Linked DNA regions of Homo sapiens: region 2 is linked to region 1. Evidence: read pairs that join two places in POLR2A ChIA-PET (ENCODE). Cell type or tissue: Caco-2. All regions are shown on one strand.

Region 1 (4,000 bases):
AACACAGACCTCTTGTCTTTGAGCTGATTCTATGAAATCACCTTTCCCATACCATTAGATTTTAGTCTTAAGAGGTATCAGCCTGTTGCTTCTGACCTCTTAGTGGGGTTTTCAGCTTAGGAAATATTCCATTACAAATATTTAGGCAGGAAACCTAGAAGGAAGTCTCAAATGCTTTTATTAAAATCTTATGCAACTTTAATATGTAAGAGTCCTTAATGTATTAAGGGGTGGAGGAAGCAGATATAGGGAATGTGTACATTTTCTATGGTTAGCATAGGGCCAAAGAATAAAAGGAGATTGTAGATTTTATTTTTTTAATTCTGTCTTTTTTGTGGATAACTCATTGCATTTAAAAACTGTAAGATGGGTTAAGCAGTTGCATTTAGATGAGAGCAGTGAGGTGATAGATAATCCAGGCATTCAAATAGGGTACAAATGAATTTTTCAACTACATTTTAGAACAGCAATTAAATGTAATTTATAATCTTATTTAATTGATAGGTTGTGGTAATTAAAGGAGCTTTCTGTTGTAAGTGATCTTGTGAGATAAAGGACATTGCTGTCAAAATATTTTTAATATTTAAAGCCAATATTTCAGGTAGATGTCGAAGTGATTTAGCTAATTATTATTCTTTTATCCCAGATATGCTACAATTAAATGATAAATAATTGGATTTTTTGATAAACGGGATGTAAGGAGATATGTGTGTTTTCTGATCACCAAGTAACTATAAATATTTTGCACACACTGAATTTTTTGGAGGGCAAATCTGGCTCTCTTATTGCAAAACACTTTTTTTTTTTTTTTTTTTTTTACAAATTTGATGTGTATGGTTCTTCTGCTTTAGTCATAGAATAAAAAATCATATTCTTACAAAAATCTTATATTCAAGCTCTCTATGACCATCAATGATTTTCATTATTTTTTTTCTGCTTAAAAATCCAGAGAATTTCTCTCACTGATTTTTGAGGTTTTCTGCCATCTTATGTTGCTAACTTTCTTTTTATTGTCCTGTTTGACGCTGTAGCCACGCAGGTCTCCTAGTGCTTCAGCTCAGGCTGTTCTTTGACACTCAGTGCCATTCTCCTTCTCCTCCACACTCTCCCATCTAAGCCAGATTATAACGTGTTCAGTTTCCAGCTTCATAACTTATCACTGCATGACTCCGAACAAATAGCCTAACTTCTCTGAGCCTTACTTTCCTTATCTATAAATTTGAAATAATATCCACATCACAGTAATTGTGATAATGAAAAAAACACATACAAATATTTGAGCATAGTTTCTGCCAAATATCAAATATTTAATCAGTGTTATCTGCCACTATTACTATTATAACTCTGTTTTTATAGCTATTATGACAATTCTATTCTTCCTCAATTAGTTAAAAATTGACTTTCCCCAGAAACCCTTTCTGATTGTTCTTATATACCTCTAATTTTTTCTCAGATCTGTTTCCTCTTAGCACCTGGCTTCCCTTTGGACTATGTTAATCTACCTATGTTATTATATTTCTTTCATCATTCTTCAGCGAACAGCAACAAATACTTTGCATCTATCATATGCCAAGTACTCTGCTATTATAAAGGGATCCATGGGCATATAGTAGAGGGATTCAGTGTGTGTGTGTGTGTGTGTGTGTGTGTGTGTGCATGCATGTATGTACATATGCTTTCAAGTGGAGTTAGGGAGAGAAAATCTGTAGGTTGAATAGAGCTATGAATTTTTCAGAATAAACTAGGCTTAAGGAGCAAAAACCGTTCTCTCCGAATGTTCTTGAAATCTGAGATTTTTTTTTTTTATGGTTCAAAACATAGAAACACTGTAGTTATCTCTGATCTTGAAACAGCTTTACATATGCTTTCTTGGACTCCTATGTCATCATCCAGATGCAGGGTAGAGATAGAAAGGGAAGTCCTCCTTGAAGAACAGAATCCTAACAGATTATTCCAATTTATATTGGGGAGTGGGAATGTTGTGGGAGGGGAATTGGGGGGCAGGGTGAGAGGAGAGGGAGAACATTCCGGGCAGCAGGAACAGTATGACCAAAGGCGCTGAGACATGAAACTGCCAAGAAGGATTGAGAAGTGCACAAAGTTTGGTGTTACTAGAGTCAAGCATTTCAGGAGATGAGTCAAGAGTCAAGCATTTCAGGAGATAAGGCAGGACAGGCCGTAGGAGCCAGCTGGATCAGACTTAGAGGCCTATGGCTTATATATTTATATCTCTCTATAAGGCACTTAGGGAGGTAGGTCTATATAAACAATTTATAACAGGTAAATTCTACATGTTGCTTCTAAATTTGGACTTGGGGCTTACAATATGGCATGTAATACATTCCTTCCAATTGCTGTTGTCACCAGAATATGATGAAAACATTAGTTAAGTTAATATATAATTGATATTTAGCACTCTCACTTTTAATAACTTGAGTGAAGGATAGAAATGTGAAGTGTCATTTGTGACTTTTGAGGTGGGGGATTCTGTATGAAGTTTGATAGTAGAGATGGGATTTGACGGGATTGAGACATCCAATGAGAAGAGTCAAGAGGATCACTACAAATGTGTGGCCTCGAACCTTTCAGTACCTTCTTCATATATTTTACACAGTAGAAAGCCAAGTGCTTTCTATTCACAGCTTCATTTTACACAATTATGTGTATGACAATGTACAAATACATTTTCATCAATATTTGGTTTGTATTTCTTTGTTGGCATTGCAATTAAGTTTTGACTTCCTTCCCCTCTCCACTCCTTTGATTTGATATATCAATGTGTTATTCATAGCTTATGCAATACCTGATGTTAATATTTAGCTCTAAAAAATTTTACATTTTTACTCCAAAAATATGTTTTCTAAGTTTGAGTGTTGTCCAGTAGATTTTAACTCTGTCTTTTTGTGGTGTTTCCTCTTCCTTGGAAATTAAGCATTAGGACCCAAAACACCCTAACCGCAAGAGCTTAAAATTCCCAGAGAAGAATTAGATGTGAAAGAAACAACTCTATAACTTACTTGAACTTTAATTAGCCTGAAAGTGGAATGTCAGGGAGAGGTCTGCAAGGAGGCTAGGAAAACAGAGCAAAGCAGAATATCAGCATATTTGCAGCACTGTGCAGGGGAGATCATACCCTTATTGAGGGGTCCATGCTTACCAAACAACTTTTTAATTATCACTCATGGATTTGCCTATAGAAGTTGCCAATCTACTGATTCAAATATACAGACTTCTTGGCCCTTATATTTTTCTTTTTCTTTCTTTCTTTTTTTTTTTTTTTCTTTTTGAGATGGAGTTTTGCTCTTGTTGCCCAGGCAAGAGTGCAGTGGCGCAATCTTGGCTTACAGCAACCTCCGCCTCCTGGGTTAAGCGATTCTCCTGCCTCAGCCTTCCAAGTAGCTGGGATACCAGGCATGTACCACCACACCTGGCTAATTTTTTTGTATTTTTAGTAGAGACGGGGTTTGTCCATGTTGGTCAGGCTGGTCTCAAACTCCCGACCTCAGGTGATCTGCCCGACTCAGCCTCCCAAAGTGCTGGGATTACAGGCATAAGCCACCATGCCAGGCTCTTTTTTTTTTTTTTTTTTTTTTTTCTGAGACAAGGTCTTGCTCTGTCGCCCAGGCTGGAATATCGTGGTGCAATCTTGGCTCACTGCAACCTCTGCTTCCCAGCTCAAGCGATCCTCCAGCCTTAGCCTCTGGAGTAGCTAGGAACACAGATGTGAGCCACTATGCCTGGCTCATTTTTGTGTGTGTGTGTGTATTTTTCCTGGAGATGGGGTTTCACCATGTTGCCCAGGCTGTTCTCCAACTCCTGAGCTCAGAGCGATCCATCAACCTTGGCCTCGCAAAGTGCTAGGATTACAGGCGTGAGCCACTGTGCCTGGCCCAATTTTTTTTTTTTATTTAAATGAATTACTTCAGCATTTCCAGTTATAAAGCAGCCTCTTAAGAATTCTGCTTCTCAGGTGAACAGACAACTCAAGTGTCTGAACCCG
Region 2 (4,000 bases), 190 kb after region 1:
CAATTTAATTCATTATGTTAGAGACTAAAAGGAAAACCACATGATCATAACAATTGACACAGCAAAAGCATTTGAAAAATTTAATATTCACATTCATGAGTTTTATATTTTAAAAAATTCATTTTCAATATTTATGAGTTTTATAAAAACTCAGCAAACTCAGACTATAAGGGAATATACTTAACCTGATAAAAGGCATCTATAAAAATGGCAAACCTAATTTAATATTTAATTGTGAAATACGAAATGCTTTCCAGAAAAAAAGTAAGAACGTTTAATCTCAACTCTTCTATTCAACAATGTACTAAAAGTTCTAGTTATTGCAATAAGACGAGTAAAAGAAATTAGGCCAATCGAGCCAAGATAGCCAATTAGAAGCAGGTGTGGTCTGTGGCATTCACAGAGAGGAATGATCAAAGAGGAGTGTGAATTCAGCACCTTCAACTGAAATATCCAGGTTCTTGCATTGGGACTGACCAGGCAAACAATCCAACCCACAAAGAACAAAGAAAACTAGGGAGCTGGTGGGACAATGGCCCAACTGGGAGTGGCACCGAGAGGAACCCCCAACCCCAGCCAAGGGAAGTGGTAGGTGATTATGCAACCTGGACTGGGAAACCATGCTTCTCCCATGGACCTTTACAATCCATGGATCAGGAGATTCCCTCATGAGCCCACACCACCAGGGCCTTGGGTCTGATACACAGAGCTGTGTGGAGTCTCGGCAGAGCAGCTGTTCAGGCATAGACAGAGGCCCAGGAGTTTTACATTCTCCCACCCCAGGATTCCTGTCAAGGTGCGAAATCCATCCATACATATACTTAGGAAGGGGGCTAAATCCAGGGAGCCAAGCAGCTTATTTCTGAGGGCCCCACTCCCACGGAACCTCATAAGTTAAGACCCACTGGTTTGGAATCCCAACCTGCCAATGGCAGTGGGTTGGAGTCTGCCTGAGATGGGTCTGAGGTCCTGTGTGGAGGGGTGACCACCATCTCTGCAATTCTGTTGATTTAGCCACTCCAGCCTGCCAGCTATGGAGAATACAGATGATCAGATGAGGATGGGTCCTTTACAACACAGTACAGCTGCCTTGCCAGAGCAAAGCCAGACTGCTTCTTTAAATGGGACCCCAATCCATTCTTTCTTACTGGCAGGACCTCCCTGTGGGGGCTTCAACCATGCCAGCAAGAGTTCTATGGACAGAGCTCTGATCTTTCCCTGGGAGGAAGCCCTCAGGAGGTGGGGCAGCTGCCATTTCTGCAGTTCGGTTCACTTAGTTGTTTCAGTCTGCTGGCTGTGGAGAATACAGATGGTCTGGATGAGGAAGGGTCCACCGCAGTGCAGCACAGCTACCTTTCCAGATTGTGGCCAGACTGCTTTTTTTTTGAGACAGAGTCTCGCTCTGTCACCCAGGCTAGAGTGCGGAGGCGCGATCTCAGCTCACTGCAAGCTCCGCCTCCCGGGTTCACGCCATTCTCCTGCCTCAGCTTTGCGAGTAGCTGGGACTACAGGCGCCTGCCACCGCGCCGGCTAATTTTTTTGGTATTTTTAGTAGAGACAGGGTTTCACCTTGGTCTCGATGTCCTGACCTCGTGATCTGCCCGCCAAGTGGGATCCCGATCCATTCCTCCTCACTGGGCAGGATCTCCTTGCAGGGGCTTCAGCCACTCCAGCCAGGGTTCTACAGATAAAACTCTGATCTCTCCCTGGGATGGAGTTCCTGGGGGAAGGGCTGCCACCATCTCTGTGGTCCTGTTGATTCAGCTGCTCCAGCATGCAGACTGTGGAGAATACAGGCTGTCTGGACAAGGAAGGGTCTCCCAGAGTGCAGCACAACTGCTCTACCAAAAAGCAGTCAGACTGCTTCTTTGGGTAAGTCACTGATTCTGTTCCTCCTGACTGGGTAAGCCCTCCCAATGGGGGTCTCCAGCAACCTCCTGATGCATGTGGGTTGGCAACAGGTCAGAACCGCCCCGGGATGGAACTTCCACAGGAAGGAGCTTGCTACTATCTTTGCTGTTTTAAAGGCTTCACTGGTGATAAGTCCAGGTATGGGAAAAAAACAAGGCAACTGGGATCTGGACCAGACCCCCAGCAAACTTCAGCAGACCTATGATAGAATGGCCTGAGGGTTATTATAAAAGAAAAACAAACACACAAACAAAAAACAACAGCATTAAAAAAAAAACCCACAAGGCCGGGCGCGGTGGCTCACGCCTGTAATCCCAGCACTTTGGGAGGCCGAGGCGGGCGGATCATGAGGTCAGGAGATCGAGACCATCCTGGCTAACACAGTGAAACCCCGTCTCTACTAAAAATACAAAAAATTAGCCGGGCGTGGTGGCGGGCGCCTGTAGTCCCAGCTACTCGGGAGGCTGAGGCAGGAGAATGGCGTGAACCCGGGAGGCGGAGCTTGCAGTGAGCCGAGATCGCGCCACTGCAGTCCAGCCTGGGCGACAGAGCGAGACTCCGTCTCAAAAAAAAAAAAAAAAAAAAAAAAAAAACCCACGAAAACCTTATTCAAATGTTAGCAACCTCAAAGATCGAAGGTAGATAAGCCTACAAAGATGAGAAATAATCAACACAAAAATGCTGAAAACTCAAAAAACCAGAGTGCTTCTTCTCAAAATGATTGCAGCACCTCTCCAGGAAGGGCACAGAACTGGACTGAGGCTGAGATGGCTGAATTGACAGAAGTAAGCTTCAGAAAGTGAGTAATAACAAACTTTGCTAAGCTAAAGGAGCATGTTATAATGTAATGCAAACAAGCTAAGAATCATGATAAAACATTACAGGAGCTGATAGCCAGAATAGCCAGTTAAGAGAGAAACATAACCAACCTGATGGAGCTGAAAAACACAACACAAGAAATTCATAATGCAATCATAAGCATCAATAGCAGAATAGACCAAGCAGAGAAAAGAATCTCAGAGCTTGAAGGTTATCTTTCTGAAATAAGATAGACAGACAAGAATAGAGAAAAAATAATTAAAAGGAATGAACAAAACCTCTGAGAAATATGGGATTACGTAAAGAGACTGAACCTATGGCTGATTGGGATACCTGAAAGAGACAGGGAAAATGAAAACAAGTTGGAAAACATACTTCAGGATATCATCCAAGAGAACTTCCCCAATTTAGCAAGACAGGGCAACATTCAATTTTGGGAAATGCAGAGAACCCCAGTCAGATACTCCATGAGAAGATCAACCCCAAGACACCTAACCATCAGACTCTCCAAGGTTGAAATGAAATAAAAAATATTAAGAACAGCCAGAGAGAAAGGACTGTTCACCTACAAAGGGAAACCCATCATACTAAAAGCAGAACTCTCAGTGGAAACCCTATAAGCCAAAAGGATTGGGAAGCAATATTCAACATTCTTAAAGAAAATAATTTCCAACCCAGAATTTCATATCTGGCTGAACAATAGTTCATAAGCAAAGGAGAAATAAGATTTTTTTCAGACAAGCAAATGCTGAGGGAATTTGTCACCACTGGGCCTGCCTTGCAAGAGCTCTTGAAGAAAGCACTAAATATGGAAAGGAAAAACCATTACCAGCCACTACAAAAACACACTGAAATACATGAGCCAGTGACACTATGAAGCAACCACATAAACAAGTCCTTAAAATAACCACATAACCAAGTCTTTAAAATAACCAGCTAGCATCATGATGACAGGATCAAATTCACACATAACAATACTAAATGTAATGTAAATGGGCTAAATGCCCCAATTAAAAGACACAAAATAGCAAGCTGGATAATGAGCCAAGATGCCATTGGTATTCTGTTTTCAAGAGACCCATCTCACATGCAAAGCACACATATGCTCAAAATAAAGGGATGGAGAAAAATTTACCAAGTAAATGGAAAACAGAGAAAAGCAGGGGTTGCAATACTACCTTCTGACAGAACAGACTTTAAACGAACAAAGATTAAAAGAAGACAAAGAAGGGCATTACATAATGGAAAAGGGTTCAATTCAAGAAGAAGA

What was found. ChIA-PET counts read pairs that join two places held together with the same protein. Peaks named below come from ENCODE experiments on the same cell type or tissue, not always from the same donor. Only the 100,000 strongest peaks of a DNase experiment are listed, where the experiment ranks them.
Region 2: POLR2A ChIA-PET joins it to region 1 with 5 read pairs; 2 of 35 experiments call an interaction of 5 or more read pairs at or near these places.

What each region holds. Positions count from the first base shown.
Region 1 is chr3:98,739,430-98,743,429 of GRCh38, forward strand. It overlaps a transcript of ST3GAL6 not described here. Among named protein-coding and RNA genes, the nearest start is that of ST3GAL6-AS1, 8.8 kb to the left of the region's middle. In Caco-2, no CTCF peak of the experiment used is centred here; a DNase peak (open chromatin) is centred at 2,142.
Region 2 is chr3:98,927,131-98,931,130 of GRCh38, forward strand. All of the region lies in intron 1 of LINC00973 (long intergenic non-protein coding RNA 973), which reads left to right. Among named protein-coding and RNA genes, the nearest start is that of LINC00973, 15 kb to the left of the region's middle. RefSeq lists a silencer at 1,436-1,627. In Caco-2, no CTCF peak of the experiment used is centred here; no DNase peak of the experiment used is centred here.